3 separate regions of the Mus musculus genome follow, and regions 1 and 2 are each linked to region 3. A link is a loop called in an ENCODE intact Hi-C map of the cell type or tissue named here. Cell type or tissue: gastrocnemius. All regions are shown on one strand.

Region 1 (8,000 bases), 84 kb after region 3:
TGTGACTGAGTGTGTGAGTGGTGGGAGTGTGTGTATGTGTGTATATGTGTCTACAGTTGGACGGTGTGTGTATTACAGTTGTGTGGTGTGTATGTGTGAGTGTGTATGTTTACAATCGTGTGGTGTATGTGTAAGTATGTGGTATGTATGTGTGTCTACAGTTTGATGGTGCATGTGTATTTGCAATTGGATCATATGTTTGTGTGTGAGTGTATGTGGTGTGTGTGTTTCTATAGTTGAGTGATGTGAGTGTTTGTGTGTGTGCTGTGTATCTACCATTGGGTAGTATATGTAAGTGTGTGTGGGCATCTACAGTTGAGTAGTGTGTGTATGTGTGTGTGTAAGAGTGTATGTGTATGGGTGTTTGTTTATGTATCTGTTTCTAAAGTGGTGTGGTGTATGTGTGTGTTTCTACAGTTGGGTGGTGGGTATGTTCATGTATATATCTACAGTTGTTTGGTGTATGTGAGTGTCTGTGATGTGTGTGTATATACAGCTATGTGGTGTGGGAGTGTATGTGTGTATATATGGATGTGCAGTTAGGTAGTGTGTATATGTATGTATGTATGTATGTGTGTGTATATGTCTATGGCTGGGTGGTATGTGTGTGTGTGTGTGGTGTATATGTGCATGTATATGTGTGTGTCTACAGTTAAGTGGTAAGCTATCTTCTACCCTAACATGCTCTCTGTCTTGCTGAGTTGCCCATGTCTCAGGTTTTACAATAAAAAAGAGTTTTACTGAATACTTTTTGTCTGTGACTCTGGGTATTTTCAAGATTTGGTTGTGAATCCTTTCTCAGTCTAAGGACATTCCCTACTGGGGGCTGTGAGAGAATGAAGAAAAGACAGAGACAAAGGCACATGTGGAAGAAGCAGGGATCAGGTGGGCTGGGCTTTCAGATGGAGAAACAGCAGCACCCCAGAAGCTCAGTGTGTTTATTGTAGAGAGTTGAACAGAGAGGCAGGGCTATTGCATACAGCTGAATCAGAAGGCAGGGTTATTACATACAGATAAACAAGGATGCAGTTTTTATGATATACAGCTGGATCAAGAAAATGTTTCTAGGGCTGGAGAGATGGCTCAGTGGTTAAGAGCACTGACTGCTCTTCTGAAGGTTCTGAGTTCAAGTCCAAGCAAGCACATGGTGGCTCACAACCATCATTGATGAGATCTGATGCCCTCTTCTGGTGTGTCTGAAGACAGCTACAGTACTTACATATAACAATAAATAAATCTTTGGGCTGGAGCAATCGGGGCTGGAGAGAGTAGGGCCGGAGTGAGAGCAGAGGTCCTGAGTTCAATTCCCAGCAACCACATGATGGCTCACAACCACCTGTATATCTACAGTGTACTCATATACAGAAAATAAATAAATAAATCTTTAAAAAAGAAAAAAAAAAAAAAGAAAATGGGGTCTAGCTAACATCTAATCTCAGCAGGAACAGTCTTACTGGGGTGAGGTCTTCAGGCCATAAATATCCAGGGCAGAAAGTTATGGTGGACATTTCTGGACATACTATTAACACCCACAATTGGACCTCAGAGTAAGGCTTTGTCTTTTCCCTCTTGGTCTCACCCTGGGAAGGCTTTGCCATTCCCATGGGGCTGAGGCTAAGGGTCCTTGACATGGCTGTACCCGTATCAACAGCACATGTCCTCTCAGAACTTTACTCAGGGATGAACGAGGAAAAGAAATAAAAGGAGGACATGACTGCTTCGTAGGGGTGGAGGGTTTTATTACAGATAGAAGGCTGAGGCAGAGACATCTGGGAGCGTCCAGAGAGGACATGACCAGTGTACTGAGCAGGGCCATGTAAGGAGAGAGGAGAGGGGAGGGGGGAGAGAGCAAAGGGGAAGAGGGGGAGGAGAGGGGAGAGGGGAGGAGAGGGGAGAGGGGAGAGGAGAGAGGAGGGGAGAGAAAGGAGAGAGGGGAGGGGAGAGGGGAAGAGGGGAGCAAGGGGGAGAGGGGAAAAGAAGGGAGAGGCAAAAGGTAAAAGGACTGTGTAATCAGAATGGTTGGGTTATGTAGGGAAGAGCAGCTGCTGGAAGGGCAGCCCAGCCAGTCAGTCCCTGGGCTGGAGACTTTAAGGTGGAGAGCTAGGTATACCAGCCAGGGTGACCCTAATAGGAACTGAGAGATGCTGGAAGAACTTGATAGCCAGAATCCGCTTTGCTGTTAAAAGGCCCCTCAGCACCTCAGCTAGCCATTTGTCCCAGGGTTGAGACCTAACAAGGCTTCTTCTGGTTCTCTCATTTGGTCCCTCCAGCTCTGGGTCTGGGATATATTAGGTACGTAAAGAGTCATGGGATGGGCAGGGTGCAGAGATGCACACCTTGAAGCCCAGCACTCAGGAGGCAGATACAGGTGGATCTCTAGGAATTCCAGGCCATCCTAGTTTACATAGCAAGTTCCAGGCCAATCCCTGTCTTAAATCCTAGCCTCCTCAACTCCCCGCAAGTCTAACCATAGACAGTAAACTGCCTTTCAAATATAATACAACCTTCAAGTCGTAAGGATTTTAACAAAGTCGCAGTACTTAGGAAAAGCCACCTTTGAAAATCCTTTGTGAAGCAAGTCAGCGCTTCTGGAAGGAGACAATAGTCTGCAGGATATGGGAATAAATTAAAACTATGACTTAGCCCTTTGTGACACTGAAACAAATAGAATCAAACTTTCAATATTGGATGAGTTCCATAGCCAGAGTGAAACCAAAGCAAACTAAACCAAACCACACATAAGAGGTGCTTCCCTTGCTCTCCCACAGTCCCTTATTCTTTCTACTCCTAGGGGGATGGTGTTCACAAGAGTCGGCCTTTTGTAAGAAATAACTCATTTTCAAGAAAAGAGCCCCATAAACAACCCAGAGAAACAAAAACAGTAGCTCACAATAAAAATGACAAAAGCAATCTGATTGGGCGTAAAATCTCAGGAGGACTGGGATATTAACTCAAGGAGCCGCGGAGATGAATTGATGTGTTGTCTCGTGTCGTAAACAGCTCTGCTGTGGGGGTCGGCAGAGCTGGGAAGCAGACTGCACTTCAGCAGTTAAATATAGAAACCTGTAGGGACACATTTATTGCTTGCAGAAAATCCATTCCAGTAAAACCTAAAGAAACCAGAATAGAGAGACATGAAATACTTCAGAAACCAATTAGCCCTATTAGGGATGGAAGCACCAAATCGAAGACTATCCAGTAGCTACGATGTTATTTGTTTGTTTATACTTGTTTTGTTTACTTTCTCTTTACATCTGACTTTCTTTTCTGTTTTTAGGGTGGGGCAGAGGACTGTTTAGAAGGGAATTGGTTTCCTATAGCTCCAGATGGGTCCTTGAACTCCCGTATGGGTTCCTGGGAACATTAATACCATGCCAGAACTCCTGAGCCTGCAAAAAAAAAAAAAAAAAAAAATTGACAATCTTAGTTTTCCTTTTATCAGCCCTGTGGGTGACTAGGAAGAGGCACTTTGCTTTTTAAAGGTCAAACTTGAATCCCTTGATTTTGCTTTTTAGGATGACTGCAGCACAAGGAAAATGAATTAAAACAAGACGAACACAGGTGTTTTTTGTCATTTTGTTTTGTTTTGCTTTTTTTTTTTTTTTTGAGGATGGAAGGTAGGCATCTTGGTTTTCTTATTGCTTGCCCTCCCCCTACCCCCCAAGCCCCATTCTTGCCTCTTGGCCTACTTTTCTTCAAAGGTTACAAGTCTTGTTTTAGTGTACTGAAGATAAAAATTCTCCAGTGGAAATTGAATACTTTGCGATTATCCTCAAGGAACAGATATTCAAATATGTATACTGTCTTACTTAGGGTTTCATTGCTGTGAAAAGACACTATAACCATGGCCACTCTTATAAAAACAAAACCATTTAATTGGGGCTGGCTTACAGTTGCAGTGACCTAGTCTATTGTCATCATGGTGGGGCACATAGCAGCATCCAGGCAGACGTGGCGCTAGAGTTGGTGCTGAGAGTTCTAGGTCTTGATCTGAAAGCAGCAGAAGGGGACTGTGTGCCACACTAGCTGTCGTTTGAGCATATGTAAGACCTCAAAGCTGGTCTCCACAGTGATGCCTTTCCTCCAACAAGGCCACACCTTCTCCAATAAAGTCACACCTCCTATGTGCCAAGCACTCAAACATATGAGTCTATGGGGGCCATGCTTATTTAAGCCACCAAATATACCAAATAGTCAAATAAGGAAAGATCAGCAAAATATCTGTTTTTATAATATACATATATACTACTTCCTGGGTTTAAATGTACCATTAGATTTTGGGTTCAAAAGATGCAGGTTGTAGAAAATTTTAAACATTGACGCATTTCTTGGAACTCAGTAAGTTCCTAGAAATTCTACTCTTCAAAGAGAACAGTGCTATTAAATTACTTCCCTACTACTTTTCAAATACGACTGGAAAAACCATTGAGTTGTATATCACATAGATTTCAGTTATTACACACATGGTAGATTCTGTGATTGTGTTTCAACAGACGCTGAAAATATATATGTTAACCCTGGGAGGTCCATGTATTTATTACTGAAGTTAAAAATGAGTCCCTATACTAGGAAACACAACATTTCTGCTCTTTCCTTTAATACTGCAGTAGCTGCGGTTCTTGTCTGGGAGGAAGAAAAACAATTAGCAGCCCAGTGAAGAGGCAGTTGCTCAGTGCAGGTGCTCGGAGGAGGCGGTAGTGAGCGACAGCCACCGCCTCCCACACACCCCTCAGCTTTTGGGTAAACAAGAATTCTCTCACCCAAAGGTTGTAAATTCAGCAGGAGCCGGAGGCAAGGCAGGGCGTCTATGGATTTCGGGATCCTGATTGGACTGTTCCCGACTCCGGCCACGCCTCTCAACACAGTGCTCCGCCCCGCGCTGGGCGGAGTCCAAGCCGAGCAAGGAGAGCGCGTGCGCGAGCTGTCCTTACGGAGGTGCGGGCCATCCCGGCTGCGCACACTCGTAGTTCACAGGCCGTGTGTGAGGCGGCGGAGGTCACGGCGCGGAGGCGGGGCGGGGGACAGCATGGCAGCCTCCTTGGGGTTCCGGGGAGCAGCCTCCGGCCTCTGGTACTGGAGCGGCCGGCGGCGGCCCGTGGGCAGCCTTGCAGCGGGTAAGGACCTCGCGCCCCATCTGCTCTTCTTCCTCTGGTCATCCGAGGAGGGCTTTTCGCCCGAAGGGCTGCGGTTGGTTTGAGGGTAAAAGCGACAATTGTGGTCGCCTCCTAGGCCTGGGCCCCCTTGTAACTGCCTCCTGAGCCGTCAGCCTTCCACTCCTGCCCTATGCCCGGCTCCAGATTGTTCAGCGTTTCCTCTGCGGGACCCAGGAACAGCTTGTGATGAAGGGAGGAATGTTTGGGTCCCTGGCGTGCGCTTTGGATTTGGGGCTCCTAGGACATTTGGAGGGCTCAGCTCCAGAGGTGACCCCACCGCACCCACCTCTGGGACCCCTGGCCTTCCAGCTCCCTGGCTTCACCCTAAGCGGGGGCTCCCTCAGACTTCAAGGCCTAATTTGTGTTTTAACTACTCTAGTCGGTGGCATGGCGGTATCCTAGAAATCCAGCAAAGTTTGTCACCCTTGACCAGCAAGCAGAGCGAACTCCATTATGAAATGGAGTTGTGCTGCCTCAAAGTGGTGGACTTTTGTCGAAATATTAACCACAATTCTTTGCCTCAAAGTTGTGTCTATAACCTAACCGACTACTATGCTGTGCTGCAAGTATGGAAAGTGACCAGGTTTTAAGCTTTTAGAGCGACATGAATATCTGAGAACTGCTTTTCACATGAGGATCTCCCAAGGCCTTAGAATGAGTAAATTGGGACTTCTCCAACAAGATCCAGGAAGTACCCCTTGTTTCTCCCTGACTCTTGGATTTTCTAGGACATCAAGACACCTCTTTAATTAAGAATTGGTTGAAATGGTCATTACCAAGGCTTTTAGAATGCAGTTTCTCATTTGCTGTGGACATGACCATAAAGAAAAATTCCCATGAGGGTTTTCATATGCTACTTGTCTAGCAGTTAACCTGTTGGGAACATGTGTTGAAAAAAAAAATTGGTTGATTTGTGGGAGATACCGAAGGATTTTTTTTTTTAAATGTAAAAGTTTATTTTAACAATGTGCTGGTTAGCACTATCATATACAGGACTAGCAAACAAAACACCGTTGCCTTTGCTTAGCATGCAGGAGGCTCTGGATTCAGGGTGCTTGTGTTCACTTGTTTTAATTTTTGTGTAAGAAATATGTTGGGAGTTGATTTCTGAGCAGCTCCCAGTCTTTGCCCTCAGGAAAAACTTATGAAATTTCTTTCTGCTTTGGAAGAGCATTTGTGTGCAATAGGTAGCAGATGACAGATAAGGAATTGTGATTAGCCAGATGCAAACACATGATTTTGGATATAATTTTTTTCTTTTTAAAAACACTTTGAAGGGAGCAGCAGTTTTCTTATCAGTGTACAACATTTTGAGATCTGATTAGTTCAGGATGATATATTTGCTGTTTAGTGTTTTTACAAGGTGACTAATGATAGTTTCTTGAACCATTCATGTACCTTTTAAGGGTTATGAAAGTTCTTACAATTCATGATAGGAGAGTCTGAGGCCAAAGCTTATAATCCTATGCTCTGACAGCAGGAAGGACCTGTCTCCCTGGTGCTGGGTAAACTGCCTTACCAAGCCATCTTGTGCTTGGGCTGCTCTGGCCCAAAGGCATGTGTCTATGAACAATTAATTTTAAGAAAAAGTTCTTTAGTGATGTCTTTGAAACACTCAAACAATCCCTTTTTACTTTGGAGTTATTTTAAATTAGTTATTTTAAACTAATATTAATGACAAATAGTAAACTAATTACAAAAAATGTTAATTTTTTTTGAGATTTAAATCTTTTCTAAAAATTGGGGAAAATACCTCATCTCCATGCAACTTTGAAGTGTAGGAAAATGTAGAAAAGGAACCATGTTCAATTACTAATACTTGATGTTCTGAATTCTGTGGAGGGATTTGCCTCCATATTATGTTTAAGCTATTTATAGAGAATAGTTGATAGTGTTATAAAGACCCATGTACTTTTTAAAAAATGAGACTTACAAGGTGTCAACTTATGGCAGCTGTAATACATTTAATGCATACCAGAAGAAACAGAGAAAATAATTTCTTTCCTGTTTCATAATTCATTTAATAAGCAAATTTTGTATTTTTTATAAATATTTTTTATTACGTATTTTCCTCAATTATATTTGTATTTTTTAAAAAAGATAATTGTACTTAGCTTTAGGTCTATTTTTTAAAGAGGACACACACACACACACACTTTCTTCAACTAACTTATTGGGACTCCTCAACATGTACATAGAAAAATTGTATCAGGACATTTTTAAAGACCACTTGACCAAAGGTGGGGTGGGAAATTGAATAGCACTGTATATAGAGTTGCAAATACTAAGTTTAAAAAACTACAGATGCCTTTTGTGTATGTGCTTGTATTTCTTGTATGTTTAGATTTAAGCTTTTTTTTCCTCACAGTTTTATCCATAATACAGCAATTTGTGATTATATTCACCCACATTCCCCTCTGTTCTACCTCCTCCTTTCCCTCTGAACCCCTTCTTGCCAGCCTGTTCCCCAGTCACACCATTCACAAAATGATAACCCTTCCAGCAACACCCATTAGCAGGCAGAAGCACTACAGGAAGGGTGGGTCCTCATGGGACCACCTCTGTGCATGATGGCCTGTTGAAGGGTCAGGTGACCACGATTGTAGCAGCTGGGTGGTGTCTGGATGGTCTTGTTCTGTGGCATTCCTCATCATCCTCTCACTCTTCAGCGCCCATGGTCCGCGATGTTCCCTGAGGCTAGGGGAGGAGAAGTGATAATGGTTTTGTAGAATGTACTCCACTTTTTTAAAAAAAAGATTTGAATCTCAAAAAAAGTTAACATTTTTGAGGTTAGTTTACTATTTGTCATTATTATTAATTTATATAAACACTGGCATTTAAAATAAT
Region 2 (8,000 bases), 190 kb before region 3:
TGTTTGTACATCGAGAAAGTAGTACAGATCTGGACTTAAAGTCAGGCTTGGGTTTGAAACTTAGCCATGTAGGGTAAGACAGGCCAGTTGGCTTTTTCCAGGTTTCTTGTCTGATTATTGAGAATCCCCCACATCTTTTTCTTATAGTGATTCTTGTAAAGATTTTGGCATAGTATTGCTGAACAAAACCTGTTAGATAGACTAAGATGCTTCTATTACTCAGAGCTCTAAGGGGAAAATAATGTTAAGTGGATTAAGAATGAGAACTAATGTCTTACAACAGCATCACTAGTAAATGGCATTTCTTTAACAAAGAAATGATGAATTAGGTACCCCCCCCCCAAGAGCCAGGAAAGGAGGTCAAACAAAAACATCCCTGGGCATCTGAAGTATCAAGCACTCGTGATTCTTGAGAGATGAAGTCAAGGCAGTGATTATAGGAAGGTGATATGGGATAACACCATTGCTGCCATGGTTTTCTGGCCAAGAGAAGTGTTGGGGCTGTTGCTAGAGTCACTGATTCCCTGTGGTTCAGGTAGATGCTTTAGGCAGCAGTTGTTCAGGAAATAGGGAACTTTGACCACTACCTCCTACCTTTCCCTAACTTCTCGGGACCTTTTAGAGCCTCTTTACATGATAGCAATAGTGTTTCTCCAATAATGCAAATGCCACCTTTTCCTTCTGTTGGGAAGTCTGGGCTAATTTTTCACCAGCTCATATCCTCTCCTGCCTCAGTTTCATCAGCCATAAAACGGGGCGCGCTGGTAGGCGAAGCCTGAGTGAGCACACCAGTGCACACGTAGGTCCCGATGTATGTTGGATCACAGTCCATTCTTTCACCAGGCCCCCTGCCCTCCCTCTGACGGGACTGTTCTCAGTGTGTTTTTGCCAATTTTTCCAGCAGCAGTTTCTCTGTTGCTCTAGAATCCCTACCATGCTGTTTCCGCTTCTTGGACCCCTCTTTTATGGGATTGCTTAACTCTTCTTTAAGTAGAAAAACTTAAATGCCATCTCTATGAAAAGACTTTCCTAATTCTGCAGATCTTGGTTGGCATAGTACGCATCCTTTAGTGTGGCATTTGTCAGTAGTGTCTGTCACTTCATGTACTTAATCTGTCTGTAACATTAATCACATAGGGTGGCCACTGTCCGCTGCTGATCAGTCTCGCCCTACTCCTCACAGAACAGGAAAACTACCTGGTTCACTTTGCCTGTCCTCCCCAGCACCTGGTCAGTCTGTATCATCCACTTCAAAAGCGTTGTTTGGTACTTCCTAAAGGAGCTCATGATGAACACAGCTTTATTTTCTTCCTTTCTTTCTCTCTTTCTCTCTTTCTTTCTTTCCTTCTTTCTTTCTTTTTTGATTCTTTTTTTATTAGATATTTTCTTTATTTACATTTCAAATGCTATCCCGAAAGTTCCCTATACCCTCCCTCCACCCTGCTCCCCTATCCACTCACTCCCACTTCTTGGCCCTGGCATTCCCCTGTACTGAGGCATATAAAGTTTGCAATACCAATGGGCCTCTCTTCCCAGTGATGGCCGACTAGGCCATCTTCTGCTACATATGCAGCTAGAGACACGAGCTCTGGGTGTACTGGTTAGTTCATATTGTTGTTCCAAGCAAATACCTGAGGCTGGAACTTTATAAGAAGTTTGTTTAGTTTTTTTGAGAACTGAAAGTTCAAGATTGAGCAAGCCTGGTTTTAGCCTCTGTCAGTAGTCCCCTTGGCTATGCCGTACATGGAGAGAAGGAGGAAGAGGACAATACCGAAAGCACAAGCTCATGGGATGGTGTCTTTTGTCAAAGCCTGCTCTCCTGAGGACTGAAGTCCAAACCTCATTAACCTAACACCTGCAAGCGCGAGCCACCTCCTCAAGGTTCTGACACCTCCCATCACCATGACAGGACTAAGCCTCATAAACCTTTGGGGACAACACTTCAGCCCATCGCAGAGGCTAATCAGGAAATGCTTTCCCCAGGAATAAATGATCCCAGTCTTCATAATCATACATGGAGCACACGCTTACTAAGTTTTATATTACACATTATTAAGATACCAGGAATATGGAATTTCAGAATTCACTTCTAATTATTAGGAATTGTTTTAAGATTTTCACCTAAAGCCCAGTTTTTTAGTGACCTAAAACATAAGTGGAAATTTTCTCTGAATTTCCTATGCTTATTTGTGATATTTTGAAAAGAACTTTTGTAGAAACTCAGTTTGATCCATAATTGTAAAGGTTTAGCAGTGGTGGTGACCGTGGTATGCCTGCCATTATGTACACTGAGAAAGAGGAAATGAGCTGGTAGTGACCTACAGAGCTGTAGTGCCGTGATTACAGAGCTGTAGTGCCATGATCTACAGAGCTGTAGTGCCATGATCTACAGACATGTAGTGCCGTGATCTACAGACATGTAGTGCCGTGATTACAGAGCTGTAGTGCCGTGAAATCTCTGCTGTTCTCAGAGATCCACTCAGGAGATCCTCTCAAGTCTGTTTGGCGTTGTGGGGGCCTTGCCTAAGGTGAGCCCCTTGGGGACGGACATCTTTGTGTGAACTGCCTCTGTCTCTGCTTTTACCCTGTATCTACGACTCCTTTGTCATATGTCATCTGCTAAATCATGTTTCTGCAGAAGAGGGGCTTCAGCTCATAGCCTTCAAGTCCTCCTAAGTGTCAGACATAGCTTTGTACTAACCAAGAATTAGGAAGTGTTTTATGAATGGTAAAATATGGAAAGAAACCTTTAGGTTATAATTATTTACAGTATGAATCCTGGTGCCATTTTTTAAAAAATACTAGAGAAGACTAGAAAGAAGTGTACAGCAAAGTGCACAGACTGAACTTTTGGACCGTTCATTGTAGGGTCCTTGTTTCTCATAGTTTTCTAGATTTCCTACTTTTTAAGTAGATATTTTTTAAGCAGCAAAATAAGTGTAACAGTTTAAAACCAAAAACAACAATAAACCAGTGTGTTGGTGGCAGCCGATTTGCGGTTTGAGACCACGGGCTGTGGGAGCTCAGGGGTTGCTGGATGAGCCCAGCGCTCCATGTGCTCTCCAGGCATTCCCGTGTCCACTGTACACATGCTCCTAAGGTCATCCGAGGCAGTGGCCTTCCCTGTCTCTGCACTGCCCCCGCTCTCTAACTAATAGCTACCATCACTACCATGTCTGTGTTCGTCGTATGTTCTGACTCTCCAACAACTTCATTCATTCCTCACAACCACAATAGAAGCCCTGGTTTCAAAGGAGGAAGGGTTTGAAGATTCTCAGATGGTTATGGCATATAAATCAAATCCTGTCTTGTCTGACTCCAGAGGTAGGTAGCTTTGCCCTCACAGGCCTCAAACTGTTGTACTAAAGACCAACTGCCATCCACTACATTGGAGCCTTTCTGGGTCCCCTCTCAAGTCAGCTGCCCTCTAGTTCTTTGCTTTGTGATGCTGGGGCCGTTCGTTCCTGTTGGCATGAGCCATCCAGAGTCCACCAGGATCCCACGAGTGCTTCGAGTACAGCCAGTGCTCAGCATCATATGGGATCCTGCAGGACGGTGATTGCTGGCCCGCTTCCATCACTGTGGAGCCCCAGGGTATGGTTGTATAAAGAAATTTAATTTTGAAATTCCAAAGACTCATGTTAGGTTTTTCTTTATTTCCTCCTTACTGCTCTTAGAATTCATGAGGGGGCAGGGTTGACTGGTACTCGGGGGCCCCAGGTGCAGTTTTAAAACAACCAACAAGCTTTAGTAACTCCTGCCCAAGTCTCAGGTGCCAGGTAAGTGTTCAGCGGAGAGCTGCAACTGCTTGAAAACTGTCACTAAGAGTCCTCTGTTGGAACGAGTGTCACCAGCAAGCTGTGACCAGATTCTCTTGATTCTTATCTCCTGGTGGGAAACAGTGAACTTGTGGTTAAGAAAACGTTTGTGTTTCCATGCCTTAAAGTTAAAAAGTAGTTATACATGCATGTCAATGTCATGAAGCCTGTGGCCACAAGGTGTCACTATGGCACCAGTCTGGATGTCAGAATTAAAAGTGTGCCTCTGGTTCTAACTCCTGAGAAGCCCAGTTATTGGCTCTCCTGCCAGGGCCTTGCACACTACAGCATTAGCTATGTGCCACGTGTCCCTGCACACTTGTCATGTAGCTCCACAGCAAGCTTTTCCTACACTCTCCAAATTAAACTACTTTCCTAGTTCTTACTTATACCACACATAACCCTGAGTCCTCCTATGTCAATTCTATATCAACATATGTATTCAAGTTTTCACAAAATTATATGAATTATAGCATAGTTTAATCTCTTCCCAAAAAAGGTTTTGATGGGATGGGAGAAAATGATATCTGCTAACAATTACTAGCCTTGCCCCATCCACAGTGTGCCCTCCTCCTCTTCCTTTTTTTCTAGCTTAACCCATAGGAAAAGAAACCTGAAACATACTCGCCAAGCAAAGGTGGGCATGGCACCTGAGGGAAAGACTATGTACTTGCAGAGGCTTCATGGGCAGCATCCAGAAGGTCATTTCCTCTCGAAGTGTTAGGCAGATTAGAACAGCTCTTTACTGTGGAAGGATGAACCCACCGTCAGCCTCCTTCCCACAGTCAACTAACAAAGTAGCAGCAGAGCCTGGATTTGGACTTGAGTCTGTTTTTCCAAAAAGCTGGTGGGGAAAGAAGCCATGTCATTGTTGTTCAGATGTCCATATCAGAAAACAAACCACGGGAGCCTTAAGACTCCATCCCAGAGCTGGGCTCACACCTATAATTGCAGCACTCAGGCAGACTGCTGCAAACTCAGGCCCAACCTGGTGTACATGATGAGTTCTAGATCAACCTTCACTATAAAGTAAGACCATGCTTCAGACAGACACACACAAATCCAATCAAGCATTTGCTCAAACGTTTGTTGAACAAGAGTTCTGGCTATAGCACAGGGACCACATTACGAATGTTACACCAACTTATTCATTCTCTTCCCATGAGAGACTAAAGTCCATGGTGCATTGCGGGTGCGGGGGTAGGACATTGACATACAAGTTAATGAGGGCGGTGGGAGGGTTGGCTGGGGGGACTGCCCACACAGGGGAAGGCTCTATGCAAGCTCTAGCTGCAGCTCTCCTAGAGCTAGCTGTTCCTTAGATCAACCTGAAATCTATTGAGTGGGTGTTGCTAAGGTAACCCCTCCCCTGATTTTCTGTGATTAGGATATGAAACGTGAGGACAGGATATAATCCAAGCCCACAGAAGTGGCCACCCTCATGCCCGGGGGGTACAGCAGTGGCAAGAGTGTGTATTCTTTTCTTTAGATGGCTTGACCAAGAGGACAGGTAAAAGCAAGACGGATGGTAGATCTTGGTTTGTGTGATCCTTTTAGGATTTCCAGTGTCTGGTGTAGAGGCAGAGAGCACATGGAAGCTTCTGGAAAGATTCAGGAGGGAGCCTAGCAGAGGCTTCTGGAATATAACTTTTAAAGTAGTGTGTCTGTGTGAGGAACTTGGCGGGCATCTGTAGAGGAGCCACAAGGATGACTGGACATGTGAAAACAAGACAGGGAAGGAGAGGTTAGGGAAACATTACATAAGCTGGAGCCTGCCAAGGGAACGCGGGCACGCCTCTTTGAGAATAAGACTCTCAGTATCTCAGGACCACCATCCATAACTAGCCCTTTTTATCCCCATCAAGGCACATTCCAACAGGACCATGGCTATGAAACAGAGGAGACATCATGGAGAGAGATTTATTGAATTTTCTCTTCTTCCTTACTAGAATTGTACTGTAATTAAGATGCAGGGTAGCCTTAATATTACCCTGTCAAATATATTGAATCCATCTCTTGCTGGTTTAGAGATTGACTGACTCAGAGACTATCAATGGTAATAGAATCCCAATAGTTATAGTGGGTTATGTGTAGGGTGACTATACAGTTTTTAATCCTTGTGCTAGGGTAGCAGGCCTAACTGTAGCATGTAGTCACTGACTTGGAAGCTGTCTTGTTAGAGTGATCTTGAAATGTAAATCTCATTCTCTCATGCAAAGTAGCACCTGTGGCTTCTCACTGCCTGGAGTAATTAATACTCACTCCCTAACCCCGAGCCTGTGAGAACCAGTGCCCCTCTCTCAGCCTTGGCCTTGGGTCATGGTTCTTTGCACACAGCATGTTTTTATCCTTAGGCCTTTGCCCTGTCCTTGGCCCCAGCCCAGTCCTTTCTCACCTTTGCCCGGCTGGCTCCTTCTTGACTTTTAGGTTATGGCTGGACCATTGCCTCCTCAGAAGGACCTTTCCCACCCTACCGCCTCCTCCCAATCACTTCACCCACTCTCCTTTTCATCCCTTAGCTTGTTTCTTTCAAACAAATGACCACATATCTTGTGGTGACCTTTTTTACCAAAATGCCCATGTTGTAAGTCTAGGATACATGGACTATGTTAACTGGCTTTCTGTCCCTGTAATAAAATTACTTGAATCTGGGTAACTTTATAAAGAAAGAGGTTTCTTGAACTCACAATTCTGGATGCCCAAGGGCATGGTGCCAGTGAGTGTTAGCTGAGTTCTGGTGGGACAGTGAAGGTAGATGGTATGTTCCTGAGTGTGTGAAAGGAAGAGATCAAATCTCAAGATACAAAGCCAGAGAACATTGTGGAGTCACCTCAATCTCTGGAAAACTGAGTCAAGGCCCTGAAAGAAAGGTCTTCATTCCTTGGGTGGATAACGCAATGGTGACAAGACAGGCTTCCACGAGCGAGGCACTACCTCTTACAATCATACAACACTTCCCAATCCCAAGGACCACGCCTCCCCCAGGGACACACTCAGGCAACGCCCAAGCCTCAGCCCCGGCTATGTTACCACATCTGGCCGGGGCTACAGCCAGTGCCCAGGACACAGCTGTGATAGATTGATGGGGGAGGCACTGGAACAGCTCACCAAGCACGCTCCCGTGGACAGTGATCCATCTCTCTGACCCTGCAGAGGTCTGCCGTTCTAAAGTGTCAATCAGCTCCGATAATTATGTAATTTCTGTCATACAACAGAACTGGTAGATCACCTTCTGTGTTCGTAAGTCTGTGCTGAAAGAACTCGCGAATAGCTCTGCCCTTGGAGAAAGAATGAAATACCCAGCTGAGGAGGCAGCATGGACACATTAAATGAATTAGCATATGATGCCAGGTACCAGGAGAAGATCCTATGTCTCCGTATCCCCTTCTTGTGTTCTCTTTTCTTTCTAGAAGGTCCCACCTGACATACTGTGTACAAGAAAATATATTTACATTGGTCCCCATGAACCTCTTTCCTGCCCATGATGTGTAAGTCCCACTCCCCACCCCTTAGAAGGGATTTTTCTCCTTTCAGTTCACTGCTATATTTCTAGTACTTGGAAGAGTTTGTGACATAGTAAATGTTTAATAAACTGTGTTTGAATGAGACAGTGAACGATGCAGAAAAAAGCAGATCCCCCTTGGGGCTTCACTTAGGACTTTAATGGGCTTGTTGGGGAAGGGGGAAGGTTTGAGTCCATTGCAGGAGAAAGGAGAACAATAGAAAATGAGGTAATGACATGTTCAAGAGCAAGGGCAGCCAGCAGGTATGTGAGATGAAAGCAAACCAGTAAGCTTTGGTGTTTGTGTCTTGACCTTGAAAATAATGTTCAATGGCTCCTCTCTGCCGTCCTCTCTCCTTTGGTCTAAGTGAGTGCCAGGGTAAAGGTGTTGGGAGAAGGCTGACTTCCATACACACTACTTGGTGTTGGCATTGAAACAGCAAAGCAAAAATAGCCAACCTCAGGAGTGTGTGGGCAGCTATGAATGCCCTACTATTCCAGGAGCTTGAATTCAGTTTAGGGATTGACCAGTCCTCTGATCCTTCCTTTCCCCCAAATCTCCAGGTTCCAGTATGTTTTTAACTCCTGAGGAGGCTAGAAAATGTAAGAAAGCAGTATGCAAATGACTTGATGTGAGCTCCTACTGGCCTCTAAGATGCTAGGGAAGATGAAAGGCGGGG
Region 3 (8,000 bases):
CCATAGTGAGCAGCTCTTCAACTGGAGAAGCAGCTCGGAACTGGAAAGGAGTACTTGCTCCACGAATTTCACCCTTATGGGTGACGTAACAGAACTGATAAAATTCTCCATCATCATTTGGAAGGTAATATCCTAAGAGGTGGGTAACAAAAATTATTAAGCTTGCTACTTTAAAATGCTAATTTATTAATAATACTTTCCTTCCTCCATACTATTATTCTGAACATATCTAGAATGAGTCTTTCCTATTGTTCACAAATTTATCAGTCCAAGTTATACTTTCTTCTCAAACATAGCCCAAAGTTGTCTCTCTTAGATATAAACATATATATGAATTCCCCCTTTATCTTTATTAATTTTTTTATTTATATGTGTTTTGTCTGTGTGTATGCCTGTGCACCACCTGCATTGGTGGTACCTGCAGAGAATAGAAAGAGGCATCAGATCCATGTGGTCTGGAATTAAACGGATAATAATGAGTTGCCACAAGCACACTGGAGATGGAACCTAGGTCCTCTGCAAGAACAGACAGTGTTCTTAACCACTGAGTCATCTCTCGAGCCTCTCCCCCTGCATCTTAACTATGGCAAAATCAACTCAAAGAGAGGCAAGTTTGTACTTTACAAGGAGTAAGAAGATTAATGGAGGAGAAATAAGGGAAGACCTAATAAAAATCTAAGGACAGGGAGTAGGACTGGGAAATACATGATTTAAGAAATATTTCCTCCAATTGGACATTCGCTGTATGTAAAAAGAAATATTAACTACAAAAATATGTTATATATGTGAACTGTGTAAAGGCAAAGAGGATGAGACCATTGGTACAGCACAAGAAAACTCTGTAAGATTTGCAACTACAGAGCTCTATTTAACATATGAATGAAGCCATCTAAGCCACTTAGGCGCTATAGCTATTTATAACATTGGCTACCATATGAAAACTAATTATGTTCAATGTTTAGTTTCTTCTTCTCCAGTTTGTTACCCTCTCTTTTTAATTTTGCTGGACTGTCCTAACTAAAATCAATCTTCACTTCTTTAAATATCCACACAGAATGGTTTTACTTAAAAACCCATCAATTCTATACTCAATATTACTACGTACAATGCACATGCCTTTGGGGGTGCGGAGGCTAGGGGGGTACTGAAGATTGAACCCATGGCCTCACTTGAGCTAAGCTTTACCACTGAACTATCCACCTCTCAAAAGAGTTGATGTTGAGACACGGTCTTAAACATACAATCCTTCAAAGGCCCAGTCATTCCCAGTTAACTCTTTGCCTTGAGATTGTCTCTAGAAGCTACTGCAGTGCTACTACAGTGTCCACCAATAACTGTAAACCCCCAATAAATTCTTTCCTCTATACGTTGTCTTGCTCACAATGTCTTATTACAGCAAAAGAAAAGCAAGACAGTATTCCTTTATTCTATCTTTTGAGACACACATAGTACAAGTTCATTATCTACAGTTAGACTAAAGTGCAATCACAGCACAATAATACATTTTACTCCTATCCAGATATAAACTCTGGCCAGGGGACCCATGATGAAAATCTCTCAGTTACTATTTCCCAGTGTGTATTCCTAGTAAACCCAATGGTCTTCTTAAATCCACGGTTATACATTTCCACAAATAATCCCAAAGGAGCCAGAAAGAGGAAAACAATGCCCCTGAAACAAGTGCACATTACAGTTTGTCCCTTATAAGGGACAAATCAAAACTGGCATAAATGAAAGGGTCTTCTGAACATACAAATGAATGAATATTGTGGCAACCTCAACTTCATCATTGGTTGATATTCCTTTCCTATACATGCAATCAATCCTTAGCTTGTGTGTGAGGATATGTACTTCTGTCCTCCTACTTGTCTCCCTTCCCTTGTTAATGCTTACATTTAAACCTGCAACACAACCTTTTCTTAAGAAACTCCAAGTTTGCTTCATTTAAAAAAAGCAGTGTTCTGAGTAGCTATGAAAACCCCTTGTGCCCTACACATGGCATTTACAGTCATCTGACTTTCACTCAACAAAGACTCATCTAAACACTCTGAAACAGAGAACTACAACAGAGGCTGCTGGCTTGATCAAGTCCTTCAGTTTCTAATTCTCACCTTGAAATGCTAGTACACAATTGACTGTTGATCCTTCCACATAATGTTCAGGCATAGGAGACCATAAAAATGTGTAATAGTCACGAGCAGTACTCCATCCAACCTAAAGGAGAAAAATTTAAGAAAGAATATAACTAATTACCTTAATACTAGCTAGATACAACATTTTAATTACACCCTAAAGTTAAAATATGCACTTAAAATTTTAAAATCTTGAGTTATGAGGTGTGATGGTTTGTATATTCTTAGACCAGGGAATAGCACCATTTGGAGGTGTGGCCTTGTTGGAATAGGTGTGACCTGGTTGGAGTAGGTGTGTCACTGTGGGTGTGGGTATAAGAGCCTCACTCTAGTTGCCTGGAAGTCAGTCTTCCACTAGCAGCCTTTGGATGAAGATGTAGAACTCTCAGCTCTGCCTGTGCCATGCCTGCCTAGATACTGCCATGCTCTCACCTTGATGATAATGGACTGAACCTCTGAACCTGCAAGCCAGCCCCAATTAAATGTTGTTTTTTATAAGACTTGCCTTGGTCATGGTATCTGTTCACAGCAGTAAAACCCTAATACATTAGGCATGTCTAATTATGATTAAACTGTGACCAAAAGTTATAGTAATTTATGTAAACTGAATGAAGTCTCTACTATATATTCAAAGTGCTACCTAATTTCTCCAAGACAATGGAAACACACACATGATCAAATACAAAATCTTCTGGTTTATTTAAAATTATTATGCTACTATACCCTGTGGATTTTTGTGTGCACAGATTCAAGATTATGAGAGGCCAAAGGTCAATGTTGAGTGTCTTCCTCAATTGCTCTCCACCTTGTTATGAGGCAGGGTCTCTCACTGACCCTGAAGCTCACTGATGTGGCTGGATTAGGTGGCCAGCAAACACTACAGATCCTTCTTTCTCTGCCTGCCTGCTCAATGTCAGGATTACAGACATGTAGGCCCAGCTTTATAACATGGGTGCTGGAGATTCAAATTCAAGTCCTTATAGCAATTTACTGATTAAGCCAGCTTCCTAGCCCCTCTATTATGTACTTTTTAATAACTTAATGTTTTATACCTCATACTTAGGGTCTGGGTTTTTTGGGGGGGAGGGGGGCGGAGGGGCTCTTGCATTGTTTTAGTAAGTACTCTCCTGTAACTTAAATCACTAATCTCTCATCTTTGGCAAGTTCTGTCTGAAAGCAATTTGTATATCTTGGGTGAGGAGAGTATTTACATTCTAAGAGATTAACATATTTTCATCTTAGATGTATTCTAGGGAAGATGTTCAAAGCATACTGAATGAACTCATATGAGAAAGATCCTTAAAAAACCCAGTACCATATACAATATACAATAATAAAAATTAAAATATATGTAATATTTTCAACTCAAATATAGACATTACAGATCTCAAACTGTGTTTTCTAAACAAAATAGACTGTGCTAAATATTGACTATTAGAAAGTCACAGTCTTAGATGATATGTTCTATGGTTTTGCTAAATTCGTGTGTGTGTGTGTGTATGTTGTGTACACATGTGCTGGTTCAGACATACCACAAGACAACATCTGGGAGTCAGTACTCTGCCCTCTGGGCACTCCAGCTGCCTGCCCTGATATTACTTTCTGAGCTATCTTTAGCAGCCCCATGTCCTACAATTTTGATTAGCCACCATTAACAACCAAAACAAGATTGAAGATGTGTGCCATTAGTGAGAGCTAATAGAATTTGAGCTTACGAAGCTCTTAGCCACTAGTACTCTTATTCATTTCCTAGCAGAACAGAAGATACCCTTTCACACGTTCTGAAACTCTACCTCTTTCCCTCCAACACTGGCACTAGTTCCCTAGATGCACACTTGATAAAAAGACAAGAGGGGAAAAAACCAGGAATAAAAGAAAAGGCTTTCCTTTGGCTACATTGTGAAAATTACAAAATGTCTGAAAGAGTCTTCTGCCAAGTAAGTGAAAGTGAAATTGGAGAAATGTGGAGAAGATAAAATAAAGAGTCTCACAGCCCACGCTCTGCTCCCAGGCAGTCAGCGATTTCACAGTGCACAATCCAGAAAATCCTTTGGAAGAACTCCAAAAACCCATTACAAAAACAAGTACTCCAGGTGAGCTAAAAGAGGCATTGTTTTCTAACAACCACAAGGCTTTCCCCTCAGTAGGCTCAACTCTGCAGGCTGTGCAGCTTCACTCCTGCCGGCAGTCAGGAAGAGCCGGACATGGACCTCGCATACAGACTTTTAGATGGACTGCACAGGTTTCTGCCTCACCTGAGTTGACAGCAACAAAACCAGGACGATTTGGGTGCCTAGGCACTGGGGAAAAAAAGGACTGATTGTTCAACATCCGATTCCAACTGAGGGCATGCAGTACCACAGACAGACACAAGAGGGAGAAAGAGTACAAACTCCGGAAACAAGCAATATTTTAAGGTTGGGAAATTACACAAAAGAGCTACAACATAACATATCTCAGTGAAAGATTGAAGGGGGATCCAGAGAATCTTTGGGCAGGGTATATGGTGAACTTCTTTCCAGTACAAACAAATCTGAAATGAGTCAAAGAGGATGCTGCTTTGTGGAAATCACAAAATGGAAAAATTCTTCTGAAGAACAGAAGATCCAAAGGAAGAAAATAAAAGAAACATCATTAAGCTAAAAGAAACAGAGTTCAATAAATTATCTGACCAACAATCCAAAATAATACTTTTAATTAAATTCAATGTACTCCAATAATCAACTATACAAAAATAATGAAGCAAACAAAAAAATAGCCATCTACTCTGGAGATGAAGAATACAATAAGTGAACTGAAAAATTCACAAAAGGAAATCTAAACGACTAAAGCAGAATAAAGATTCTGCAAACTCGGCCAGACACTGACTACCAGCAAGTCTGAGGCCTCCTACCTGGGTTTCAGAGCTTGAGGGGGGCGGGGGTGAGCATGTGTGTAAACTCAATGGATAAAAGGCTTTTCCACCACGCCTGACAACCCAAGTTCAATCACTGGAACCCACATGGTAGGAAGACAAGAACTGACTCCTGAAAATTGTCCTCTTGACCTGGACACACACATGTACATACACACACACAGAGAGACAGGCACTAATACACATGTCCACAGAAAATTAACTAAATGCAATTTTAAATTTTAATATTAATAGCTGAGTCAGGGAATACAAAAGGGTATGAAAAAGGGGGTTGAACATAAAAGAACCTATCAATAAAAACAATATAAACAGAGTAGTGGTGCACATCTTTAATCCATTACTCATGAGGCTGAGAAAGGACTGTGAAGTCAAAGCCAGCCTGGGTAGTAGTAAAAGACAAGATGTAAGGTAAAAAAAAGGAAATAAAATATAGCCATCAAAGGCTGAAGACTCTAGAAAGAAACAGACCGCCTTAGAGCATATTTCTAAAAGTAGCAGCTGAAACTTACTAGGTATGAAAAAGAAAATGGACAAAGTACAAAAATTAAAAATAGCTAAACATGGTGCTCTATGTCTAGAGTCCCAGATTTTGGAAGAGTCAGGTAAACCGAGGCTTTAGAGAGTTTAAGGGCAGCCTAGACTACATAAGAAAACCCTGTCTCTATAAACAAAACAACCTCAAAGCACCTTAACTAGGCTAAGCCCAAGGAGACACCAAGACGCATTATTATCAAGCTGCCAAAGGTCTTTAAGCAGCAAGGAAAAAGTCACCATACAAGGGTGACTACTACCTGCAGATTTCTCAGCCAAAACATTACAAGCCAGAGGAAACCTTTATCATACTATAATGGGTGGCTTAAATCACTTCTTCCAACAAAATGTTTTAAGAAATAAGAAAAGCTTGAAACAAAACATTCAAACAGTTTTAGATCTACTATCCACAGCAGTTAACTAGTTTATTATCTCTGCAGAATAGGTTTATTTGTGGAAACAGCATGTAAGACTCATCAAATGGCAGAGGACTTCACCATGGGGTCTTCATAGAAACCTAAGTTTGGGAGCCTAAGCTTGTATTGCAGCCAAAATAATATAACAGACTCTGAGCCTTGGCATTTTGTGGGCAGGGCCTATGATTCTTGCGTGCCCAAGCATGCACACCAAACTCAGAGTTCTGAGAGCTAGTTAACAGAACTTGTGATTGAGACCCTTCGGGTTATTCACCTTGGGTTTCACAAATTCAAGATAAGCTGGGCTACACAGTGAGGTCTGGCCACAGTTAAGATTCTGCCCCGAGGGAAAAAAAGAAAGAAGAAAATGAAAAAAGATTTAAGGCTTTAGCTACATCATAAATGTCCTATAGTAAGAACCTGGTTCAATTAACTAAATGAACTGATTCAATGAATATGTACATAAATATTATGACACATTTGGCCTTATCCAGATCCTCCACTCTTTCAACCCCTTTGCTGATTCAAGTAAGGGTAATGACCTGCTTCCTATGGGCACTGAGGATTATTTTCATATTCAAATTCAACAGAGAAATGGCAGGAAGACCCTGATCCAAAGCCTCAGGGATGATTATGTTAAGAGGAAAAGGCATTTAAGACATTTTGCCTGCAATGGTACTTTAATTGTGCATCTAGAATATGGAGAGTACTTCAGCTGAAGGGATGACCTTCTCAAGAACACATGCCAGTTCCTGACAGAGACTGGACAATCAGCTGAAGGTTCCCAAGTTTTAAGTGCTTGTGACTCGCTGAAGCTCAAGTGAGAATTTCCTTGCAATGAGTAGATTCTCCCTTCCGTCCCTTGTTCTGTCACAGATTTAAAAACCTCACAGCTTGTATATGCAACCATTTAGGGTCCACTTTTAGCTTAGACTAGTGTAACTCTTTCATGCAATAATAAACAGAAAAGAGCCCAAAACCTTTTCCCCTAGCCTTTTGAAACTGTATCTGTTCTCCACTATATTCTGAAGAGCCTGAAAATTGCATAAAACCTCCAGCATAGGGAATACCAAAGTAGTAACCACTGAAACGTAATTTTCAAGTAAATAATATGAAAAATGATTGGTGACTATATGAACCAGCCCACAAAGAATTTACTGTTCTCTCAAGTAAACAGAGTATTGACCTAAAAATAATACAATAACAATATGAGCAATATTTAAGAGGTACATAACAAAAGAGGCAATGCATGGCTACAGAGATGTACAAAATCAATCACAAACGACAAGAAGAGACAGTATACAATTTGAGAATCTTTTAAAAATGATTATTTTCCCCCTTTAAGTGTGAAATGGGAGAGAATTTGGAGTTTTTGGTTTGTTTTTTTTTAAGAGATTCTGAGCTGAGGATACAGCTCACTTGTACAGCACTTGCCCATGAAGCTCTGGATTCAATACCCAGCACAGACAACACAAGTTCGTGCACACACAGAGAATATTCTAAAAGTTTTCGCAAAAAACCCAAGTTGGATCTTTTGATCACAGAGAAGAAAACCTGTGGAATTAAGTTCCCAGTGTTTAAATGACTGCACAGTGTTTAGTATTTCATGGTGATATTTACAAAACTGAATCTTAATGTAGTTTCTTAAGACAAGGTTTAGTATAAGTTAAATCCAAATCTGTTTAAAGAAAATATTCAGGTTGTCAAGATAGCTCCTCAGGCAAAGCTGCCTGCTGCCAGTATGAGGACTGCAGTTCAATCACCAAGACTTATATGATAAAAGGATACAACCAACTCTTCCAAGTTGTCCTCTGACTAGATACAAACGGTATGCACACAGCACACACACACACACACACACACACACACACACGCCACAAAATAAATAAATGTAATTTCTGAAAAGATAAAATTAAAAGAATCCATGTGGAAGAAATATTCAAGTTCTCTTACCTTGAATATACCAACCCAATCTTTGGAGTGTGGATGGATATACGGAGTTAAGGT

The links. Peaks named below come from ENCODE experiments on the same cell type or tissue, not always from the same donor. Only the 100,000 strongest peaks of a DNase experiment are listed, where the experiment ranks them.
Region 1: a loop joins it to region 3, with 3 times the contacts of the local background. A loop is called at or near these places in 16 of 42 quality-filtered maps.
Region 2: a loop joins it to region 3, with 2.1 times the contacts of the local background. A loop is called at or near these places in 9 of 42 quality-filtered maps.

Annotation. Positions count from the first base shown.
Region 1 is chr6:52,637,275-52,645,274 of GRCm38, reverse strand. Hibadh (3-hydroxyisobutyrate dehydrogenase) reads left to right here and starts at 4,975. Exons shown (of 8, transcript NM_145567.1): 1 at 4,975-5,114. The coding sequence starts at 5,027. It overlaps LOC115490472 (a small nucleolar RNA gene), which reads left to right and starts at 5,920; the gene lies at 5,920-6,041. In gastrocnemius, CTCF peaks have their summits at 4,703 and 5,620; DNase peaks (open chromatin) are centred at 4,891 and 5,364; H3K4me3 peaks cover 2,452 bases; H3K27ac peaks cover 2,995 bases.
Region 2 is chr6:52,915,230-52,923,229 of GRCm38, reverse strand. The region is part of intron 1 of Jazf1 (JAZF zinc finger 1); the gene reads left to right. Among named protein-coding and RNA genes, the nearest start is that of Gm52903, 53 kb to the right of the region's middle. In gastrocnemius, no CTCF peak of the experiment used is centred here; DNase peaks (open chromatin) are centred at 3,563 and 4,019.
Region 3 is chr6:52,721,413-52,729,412 of GRCm38, reverse strand. Tax1bp1 (Tax1 (human T cell leukemia virus type I) binding protein 1) reads right to left here. Exons shown (of 18, transcript NM_025816.3): 2 at 7,947-8,000; 3 at 2,112-2,214; 4 at 1-132. Among named protein-coding and RNA genes, the nearest start is that of Tax1bp1, 12 kb to the right of the region's middle. In gastrocnemius, no CTCF peak of the experiment used is centred here; a DNase peak (open chromatin) is centred at 4,479; H3K4me3 peaks cover 228 bases; H3K27ac peaks cover 291 bases.